Regions from separate parts of the Homo sapiens genome. Here region 2 is linked to region 1. Evidence: chromatin contacts called from ENCODE Hi-C or POLR2A ChIA-PET data. All regions are on one chromosome and are shown on one strand. The core of a region is the stretch at or near the end of the contact, and the rest is flanking DNA. Distances in the headings are between cores, read along the strand shown.

Region 1 (4,809 bases), core at 1,091-3,590:
TATATACAGGGTCTTCTTTGATTCCATATGAAATTTAAAATAGTTTTTCTAATTCTGTAAAGAATGTCAATGGTAGTTTGATGGGAATAGCATTGAATCTATAAATTACTTTGGGCAGTATGGCCATTTTCACAATATGACTTATTTATTTAACAGAACCACTTCCAAAATCTATGTAGAGATTTTTAAATTAAAAATGTTTTTATTGTCACAGTATTACTTTTGGAAAGAACTATCTGGTTACATAATTACAGGATATTACTTGTTTCCTGACAAGATATTCAAAATAAAATATGAAACAAGCATTAACAGAGGTATCCGCCAAAGCTAGTAACATCAGTGTGCCAGATAAACATCTTGCAGATTCTTCTGCTGTCTAGCAAAGAAATGTGATTAACCTATCCTTCATTTAGGAAAGTTTCTTTGGAAAACCTCTTTCAGGAAGAGGTGGGCAAGAAGACAAAGGTAACAGACAAAGACAAAGGAAGACAAAGGTAACACTGATTAGAAATGATTCTAATCAATGACCATCAGTTTTATTCCCTGATAATCTTGCTGTCTGATACAGAACTTAGTGTTAAATCTCTATTTCTCCTTTTATTCCTGCTCCCCTTCAGAACTGGAAAAAAAAAAAAAAAAGAAAAAGCATAATAAATACAACAAGAATCCTTGGCAAACACAAGAAATCTGTGATTAAAAAAGGCCAAGGGGAAGCTCCACGCAGAAGTGCTGAGAGAGGATGTCTCCACTGCTCAGTTAGTGTTGGGTCCTCATATGTAACACAGGACACAGAAACCTACCTCATGGCTTTAAAGATGAAATGACAGGAAACCTGGTATGGTGCCTGGCGTCTAAAGCATGAATGCTCAGAAAACAGTAGCTGCAATTTTTATTTTGTATTTTCCCTATTATGTATTTTATTCTTAAAATAATTATCTTTTCACATTTTTTTCAAGTGTCACTTATTTTCTTTCACATATAGTGTCTCCTAATTTTTCCCTTTTTATAAGTCCCTCTGTTCCCACATTCCCCACAGCCTCAAGCTTCTGTATTACTTATTCCCTTTACTTCCATCTCTTCTTTCTGATCCCTTTTCCATTCTCAGCATCCACTACCAAAGGAAAGAAAATTTTAAGTTTGGGTGTTCTATAAGTGTTTTATAGAGAAAATTTATATAATTTTTAAAAATTCAACTTATATTTTTGAGCCACTCTCCATAGCTCAGATCTTTGGTGCACAGATATACAATTGTCAAAACCTATTTTTTTTTTTTTTTTTTTTTTTGAGATGGAGTCTCGGTCTGTCTCCTAGGCTGGAGTGCAGTGGTGCAATCTCAGCTCACTGCAACCACAGCCTCCCGGGTTCAAGTGATTCTTGTGCCTCAGCCTCCCGAGTAGCTGGGATTACAGGCACCCGCGACAACGCCCAGCTAAATTTTTGTATATTTAGTAGAGATGATGAGGTTTCGCAACGTTGGCCTGGCTGGTCTCAAATTCCTGACCTCAGGTGATCCACCACCTGGACCTCCCAAAGTGCTGGGATTACAGGCGTGAGCCACTGTGTCCAGCCTCAAAACTATTTTTTTGAGGAAGATCTTAGCCATATCCATAGATCTATTCTCTTAGTCTAGTTCATTTGATGTGAACACTTGTCCTGGTTAGACCCTTTCAGCTTTCATAAGCGGTGACAACTCTATATACAGTTTAGTGGGTGGCTAAAGCACAATCAATGTCATAAATCAAGTACTGGTCAGACAATAAAACTTTAAGTCACTAACACTCCATAGGTATAAAAACTCAAATTTCTGATGTAACCTGCAGTAGTCAGCTGAGCTATAAACTTCAAGTAACACAGAGTGATCTGTAAAGAATGATGCAATTTTTAGGTGAATTGTAAAATAATTTTGCAAATTTGCAAACAGAAAATTATGGGACTAAAGCTTATCTATATGTCTTCAAGGGTTTAGCCCTTATATTTTTTGATTTTCCCTTTCCTCAAATATAAACATAAATTCTATGTTTATAGAATAAATTCTATAATTTCTCTCTAGAAACCTACACACCTAATTTCTCAACATTTTCTGTTCTACCTACTGGAACAAAAGTTTCATATACGCCAGATATTTCACAAAAGCAGGAAGTGAAAAGAACATTCTTCCTTTGCCCCTTCATGTTTATTCAACCAAAAGCCAATGCATGCGTATAAAACAGACACACACACAGATTTATATTTCACCCAGAAAAAAAGACTATTTCCCCAAAATATCAGAAGCAAGCTACACCTGGGAACAGAGGTGGTATTTTTTTCTTTTGGATTATTTTTCTACAATTAACCTGAGGAGAGAAACTATGTCTTATTAATCTCTTTAGTGCCACTGCCAAGCACAGAGCCTAGAACATATAAGATGCTTGTTCAACAAGGCTGGTATATGGATGTGTGTGTCCCCCCAAAATCATATGTTGAAGCCCTAACTGCCAATGTGGCTGTATTTGGACATGGGGCATCTAAGGCAGTAGTTGAGTTTTGTTTTGTTGTTGTTGTTTGAGACAGGGTCTCACCTTGTTGCCCAGGCTGGAGTGCAGTGGCATGATCTTGGCTCACTACAACCTCTGCCTCCTGGCCTCAGGCGATCCTCCCACCTCAGCCTCCCGAGTAGCTGGGATTACAGGCACATGCCACCATGCCTGGCTAATTTTTGTACTTTTTTGGTAGAGACAGGGTTTTACCATGTTGCCCAGGCTGGCCTCAAACTCCTGGGCTCAAGCAATCAGACAGCCTCAGCCTCTCAAAGTGCTGACATTACAAACATGAGCCACTGTGCCCACTCAGCAGTAAAGTTTAAATTAGGTCATATGGGGGAGGCAGCCCCGGTCCAAGAGGACACCAGAGAGTCACCTCCCATTCCCATGCACACGAAGAGCTCATATAAGCACACAGCAAGAAGGGAGCTGTCTGCAACCCAAGGGGAGAACCCTCAACCAAATACCAACCCTGCTGGCACCTTGATCTTGCACTTAAGAGTCTCCAGAACTGGAAGATAAATTTCTGTTGTGTAAAGTCACGTAGTCTATGCATAATATTTTGTTATGGCTGCCTGAAGAGACTAATACACTCACCTTTAATTTTTTTTATTTCTACAGTTTTCAATAGACTTAAGAACATACTTAAACATAAGCCAGAGATATAGTGATCCAGAGAACTTGAATATGTCCATAAAAAGTCTGCCCTGAGAAACTATTTTTAACTTCATTGTTTACTCTTTTTTTATTTAAATAATTTTAAAAATATAATTAGAGATAGGGTCTCACTATGTTGCCCGGGCTGGTCTCAAACTCCTGGCCTCAAGTGATCCTCCCAGCCTTGACCTCCCAAAGTACAGGGATTACAAGCATGAGTCACTGTGCCTGGACTGCCATTGTTTTCTTTATTGCAAAAGTAAAAAAAATATTCAGTGAAGAAAGAAAATTAAATACATGTCAATCACCAGAGATAACAACTATTAATAATTTTATAAAAACTCTTCTATCTAGTCCTTTTTCTTCTATATACATATACACTTTTAACCAGAAACAGATCGTACCTAGTGTTCTGAACCCAGTGGTTTTTTTTTTTTAACATTATACCAGACCTGTAACCTATCTCTATGCTTTAAAACGTTTAACCAAATCATTTTTATAGTTGCATAATTTTTTTATGAGGGCATTACTTAAGAAATCAATGCTCTATTAAACAAATAGTTTTCAATTTTTCACTATTACAGAACCATACTGTCATGCACATCCTCCTAGACAATTATTTGCACACATATGTAAATACTTCCTTAGAATAAATTCCTGGGGTGAGGAGCTATTTTCCTGGGGGGACATAAAGGATAGTAAAGATTTTTCAGGACTTTGATTCATAATGCCAAACCAAATAGTAAAATATTTTTACTCCTCACATTTTTATCTGCACTCTATGAATATATATGTTTCATGAAACTCTCTAAATTGGATTTATTTTTTCTAAACCTTTGCTAAGTTTCATAAACTACCAGTGCTCTCATTCCTTCAGTTTTTATATTGTAGAATACACAATGAAATACTCATCAGTTATGTATACACATGTACACGCACACACACAACCACATTTTTCTTTATTCATTCAACTGTTGATGGGCACTTAGGTTGATTCCATACAATGGCTACCGAGAGTGGCTACGATAAACATGTGAGCGCAGGGTATCCCTTTGATATGTTAATTTTTGTCTTTTTGATAACAGCCATTCTAACAGGGGTGAGGTGATATCTCATTATGGATTTGGATTTGATTTGCATTTCCCTGATGACTAGTAAAGATGAACTTTTTAAAATATATATTTGTTGGCCATTTAATCTATGTCTTTTTTTGAGAAATGTCTAGTCAGACATTTAATCTGTCTCTTCTAAGAAATGTCTAGTCAGATTGCCCATTTTTTAATGGGATTCTTTGTTGTTGTTGTTTTTTGCTATTGAGTTCCTTGAAGATTCTCGATGTTAGTTCCTTGTTGGATGAATAGTTTGCAAATATTTTCCTCCATTCAACAGGTTTTCTCTTCACTCTGTTGTTTCCTTTGCTGTACAGAAGCTTTTAAATTTAATATAGTCTCATTTGTATATATTTTTTTGTTACCTAGGCTTTTGTAGTCCTAGCCATAAAATCTTTGCCTAGACCAATGTGCTGAAACATTTCCCCTATGTTTTCTTCCAGGAGTTTTGTAGTTTTGGGTCTTACCTTTAAGGCTTTAATCCATTTTAGGTCGATTTTTATATGTGGTAAGAGATAATGGTC
Region 2 (5,092 bases), core at 1,347-3,846, 120 kb before region 1:
AACCCCTTTTTTCCCCTTAGTATAAGTGTATTATATGTTGATAGAAAGGATAGAAAGTTAAATAACAGTTCAGTAAATGTACTTCTAAATGAAATTTAAAAGTACTTTAAAGGTGTTAAATTATTTCACTTTCTAAAGAGGTTTTATGCAACACTAAAATGTAATGACTGAGCTGCCTCCTTTTGTTAAGAGACTAGTGCAAGTAGAGTCTTGCTCTGTCGCCCAGGCTGGAGTTTAGTGGCACAATCCCGGCTTGCAACTTCTGCCTCCTGGGTTCAAGTGATTGTCGTGCCTCAGCCTCCCAAGTAGCTGGGATTACAGGTGCACGCCACCACATGGGGCTAATTTTTGAATTTTTAGTAGAAACAGGGTTTCACCATGTTGGCCAGGCTGTTCTCAAACTCCTGACCACAAGTGCTCCGCTTGCCTCAGTCTCCCAAAGTGCTGGGATTATAGGCTTGAACTACCACGCTCTTCCTAGTGCAAGCCATTTAAACATTGTATCCAACAGCTAAAGAAAGAATTCATTCCACAGGCATTTATGAAATATGAGAGACTTGACTCCTGTCCAGGAGAAGCATCAGCAGCTAGCTCTACATTATTTTCTGATACTATTCCTACACTGTGCCACCGTGTTTCCTTAGCGACTTGTGAAGAAAAAGTGATTATATGAAGTGTAAATACTACACTTCATTAATGGCTTGGAGATACTGTGTATCTTTCTGTAATTTTACCCAGTTAAGTGAATAAAAGCAACAGGCCCGGCCGGTAGCCATTATTCTGACTTCCAGGTGTGTTCCTTGGAGGACTTTAGTCGGCCTCAGATTGAGCTGAAGAAGATATTAGTTTACTGTTCTCTTGACTTAAAACTTCATCTTGTTGGAACAAACATTTTCTAAAATACCCCAAGAACTTTACTATGGGGCATAGTAACATTTGAAAGTCATTTCGCTTGCCACTTTATTTATTCCTTGGTGAGAAAGATAATCTGTTCTTTTCAGATATTTTATAATGTATCCTTCAGTTGTGAATTAGCTATCTTTGTTTCATTTCGTTCATTGATGGATTCAACATTCATTCAGGACCTAGTTTGTATTAGGCACTGTGCTAGGTGCTAAGGCTGCAGAAATGCGTAAGGGAGGAGCAGCTTTGAAGCAGCTCGGCACCTAATGGGGAAGACAGGCAGGTAGATCGTTACAGCCAGAGAGCAGTATGCCCCTTAGGAGAAATGCCTCATTTGGTAAGATTCAGGAAAGCCATCCCAAGGAAATAGGTCAATCACTCATGTTTGCCAAACGCTAATTTTTACCCTTCTGAGGAAAGCTGTAGACTCCTCAAAAAAACAAACAAAATTTTGCACATAATCTCAGGTATTTGCCTATTCCTTGAAATCCAAATATCTCAGGGTAAAAGTCTAAAGACATTTAATGTTTTCAGTCCAAATTAACCCTCTGTAGCTTGCCACTTTTCCTATTCTAAAAGTATAATTTCCAGGTTAAGGTGAGTATTTTGTACTGTTAATATTCCAGAACCTCGGCCGGGCGCGGTGGCTCATGCCTGTAATCTCAGCACTTTGGGAGGCCGAGGCGGGCGGATCACGAGGTCAGGAGATCGAGACCATCCTGGCTAACACGGTGAAACCCCGACTCTACTAAAAATACAAAAAACTTAGCCAGGCGTGGTGGCAGGCGCCTGTAGTCCCAGCTATTCGGGAGGCTGAGGCAGGAGAATGGCGTGAACCCGGGAGGCGGAGCTTGCAGTGAGCCGAGATCGCGCCACTGTACTCCGGCCTGGGCGACAGAGCGAGACTCCGTCTCAAATAAAATAAAATAAAATAAATTCTAGACTCACCCCATCTTTGTCATCATACAGATTTTAATTATCACCTCGAGTGTTAACCTTTTAATTCTTTGCTAGCCTATGTGTCGCAGTTGTAATTAATAATTCGTATTCTGCTGTTTTAGGAAAGTTCTTTTAAGTTTTGGAGTCACCTTTAAAAAGAATGAAGTTTGAATTTATTAAATTATCTCCTACTAGTAGTAAATAGTTTTGCCTTCCTTTTTGTTTTTTTCCTGAGACTTTCAGGATCCGGTTTTACCTTTTACTCTTGAAGATTCATCATAAACATTATGGATATGGATATGTGCATTTGAGATTGGTTATGAACGGTTGTTAACTTAGACCTCTTTAAACCTTTAACACGGGAGTTAAATACAGCGGGCGAACGCTTTCCGCCTAAGGAGCACTGGTGCTAAGGGGCCGCCCCAGAAGGCCCGGCAGGTCCGGGGGTGGGGGTGCTCGGAGGGAGCCGGGAGGGCCCCGGGCCAATGCCTTCCACTTCCCCACGCCTCAGAGAGCTCACACTCAGCTCCTCGTAATGTTCTGACCGGTTTGGTGTTTGTCATTTCACTTTATTAAGTAAAGAGGAAATCGGGAAAGGAGGAATAGAGAGGGTCCCCGAGTTCATTCAAGAGCAGACCGAGAGATGCTCCGATCCCGAGTCGGGCCGGTGGCGGGGTCAGGCCGGCGCCCGAGGGGGGCGAACGCGGACGCCAGGTCGCGCGGTTTAAATCTCCCGCCTCCCGCAGCGGGAGCCTGACACCTCCACGCACTGGTGCGGAGGGGCACTGGCTGCCGGAGGGCCGGGAGTCGGCGCGGGGCTCGCGGGCGGTGGCCGGAACGGGTGCCGGGACGGATCACCGTACGGCCGAACGCGACCCGAGGAGGCGGAAGAGCGGCGCCGGTAAGCTTCTGCTGCCTCCTGTCCGCCCCTATTCCCCCTCAGGCGGCGGTCAGGCCCGGAGACCAAATCCCGGGTTCCCATGGCGACGCCGGGAGGCGGGGGCGCGGCGGGAGGCTCCGGCCACACGCGCGCGCGCGCGGCTTCTCGGGGCCTTGCTGGCCTCCTCGGTTCTCTGGGGGACCCCGGCCGCTGCCTGCGGCCTTCTTCCAGGCGAGGCCCTGCTCGGGGTTCTTCCGGCCTCCCCCCAGGCAAAACCCGCAAGGAGCGGTTTCTGGCGTGGCTGGGTCCCCTGCGGCGGAAGGGCGCCTCCCGGCCACGCTCGCTGTAGTGAAGGAGCGCGGCAGCCTGGGGCTCGTTTGGGTGATTTCCCTCGGCGGTGGAGGTCGCTCCTAATAGAGGCGGCGGCGGATCACCCGAACAGCCTTCAGGTGCTTCCCTGCTGACCTCTTTTTAACGTGGTGCTTATTTTTATTTCGCTATTATTTTGTAATGGGAATGTCTTCCTTAGAAACTAATTGGCAACCGATGGATAAAAACAAAACATAGTAAATGTGCAGTTTGAGCTGAACTGCAGAATGCACGGGCCCGCGAGGGGCTCCGCGCACAGATCCTGCTCCTTAGGCCGGCAACCCGACCCCACGGCACAGATATGGCTCCTGGAAACGCGCGTCAGCTGGTCAGGTGCCCAGGTGATGTCAGTGGTCAGATACCTGATGCTCTAAGGAAGACGGAGAGGGGAAAGCGGGGAGTCCATCCTGGCAGCTCACCCGCGATGCTGGGGCGTTGCCAGTAGAGGGGGTGGAATCATTTTTCGTGTAATAGATGATCTTGATGCACACAGCATAAAAGCTGTTATAAACTATGGGTCTCTGTAAAATAGATTGTTGGGAAGGTAACATTTTTCCATGGTTTTGATTTTTCCCAAAAGTATTTATGTATTGATTTATTTGGTTCTGACTCAGGCGACGTACTGTAAGACGATATTACTTTAATCATCTTCACATCAGTATTTATGGAATAGCCACAGGTGCCTCATCCTTTAGTAGGAGTTAATTATACATTTACTGGCCGAGTAAACATCTCCGAATGGTATGTATGTATTTTTATGTGACCAAAATTTTAAATCGTTTAGTATTTGTTATCTGTGCCTATCATACCCAGTATTCTTTGAAATCTCTTTATTTAATAGTTCAAAATGATTGTTTATCTAGTCGTTGAAACAGCTATGTGGAAGGCAGTGTTCTAATTACCAGTTTAATTTTAGAGTTAGAAGGGTGCTCAGAGATCAGCCAGTCCAAAGAGGAAAAATTGCAAATATGAGAACTGGTGGAAAAAGTAGGATGCCATATTTTTATTATAAATATCATAAAAATATAAAACAAAGTTTATACCAGTTATGGAACTAGGACCAGATATCAAAATATTAGATACAAAATAGATAATATACTGTCTTGTTCTACTATACTGCCAAACTTGGTGATTTCATTGTGTGATTCTATATTTACATTTTTTCTGTACTTTTATACTTTAGCTTTTTCAGTACTCACTGCGCTTCCTTTAAAATTTTATTCTTTTTATATTCTTTAACAACAACAGATGGGATATGTGAGTTTTAAATATATCTGTAACTGGAAAGATTTCCTCGTTCGAAGTAGATTTTGTTATTTAATAATATTCTTATTACCCTCTTCCATTTTGTCTATTTTTCATTCATCACTTAAGTTTTGTGTTTTTTTCGGAAATCAAAATTTTCAAACTTGTACTTGGATCCAGTATTCACCATTAAAATTTAGTCACCTTCTATGTATCTCATTATTATTTTGCCATTATTGACTCACTTGCATGTAACACTAGGGTTTTAAAATTCCTTTTTTAATTTAGTTGAGATAAAAAAAGACTAAAATTCCTTTTTTAATTTAGTTGAGATTAAAAAAAAGACTAAAGTAACACAATATCTATATTTACAGAGGCCGACATTAACAACTGTTAACATTTTGTTGTATTTCTTTCTAGTATTTTTTTAGATAAGGAAATAAAACATTTCCAATAAAGCTGAAGTCTCATCCCACCCATCCGTTATCAGGTACTCAACATCATGAGTTGGTATCTGTGTTTTGTGTTTTTTAAATTATATTTTATACATGTCTATTATTGCATGTGTTTTTAAATTTTAAATAAGTTACATCATATTGCATATAGCCTGCACTTGTGTTTTTCACTCAGTGTTATTTTATTTTATTTTATTTCTTATTTTATTTTTTTGAGACAGAGTCTCGCTCTGTCGCCCAGGCTGAGTGCAGTGGCAGGATCTCGGCTCACTGCAAGCTCCGCCTCCCGGGTTCACGCCAT

Evidence for each region. A loop is a pair of places that touch in the nucleus more often than their neighbours do. ChIA-PET counts read pairs that join two places held with the same protein, here RNA polymerase II (POLR2A). Pooled maps may share reads with other maps.
Region 2: a loop to region 1 is called in a map of MCF 10A, with 2.3 times the contacts of the local background. The contact joins the promoter of ICA1L here to the enhancer-like site in region 1. A Hi-C loop is called at or near these places in 1 of 168 maps with a recorded cell type or tissue (MCF 10A) and 6 of 50 pooled maps. POLR2A ChIA-PET finds 5 or more read pairs at or near these places in 4 of 52 experiments (Caco-2, H1, activated B cell and 1 more).

Annotation. Positions count from the first base shown.
Region 1 is chr2:202,748,247-202,753,055 of GRCh38, reverse strand. The region is part of intron 4 of FAM117B (family with sequence similarity 117 member B); the gene reads right to left. Among named protein-coding and RNA genes, the nearest start is that of FAM117B, 120 kb to the right of the region's middle. Within about 2 kb of position 2,340, at least 2 of the 41 ENCODE cell types and tissues checked have a DNase peak (open chromatin) inside an H3K27ac peak, as active enhancers do.
Region 2 is chr2:202,869,270-202,874,361 of GRCh38, reverse strand. ICA1L (islet cell autoantigen 1 like) reads left to right here and starts at 2,596. Exons shown (of 13, transcript NM_001288622.3): 1 at 2,596-2,743. It overlaps WDR12 (WD repeat domain 12), which reads left to right. Exons shown (of 13, transcript NM_018256.4): 13 at 1-101. RefSeq lists silencers at 2,284-2,413, 2,474-2,523, 2,564-3,053.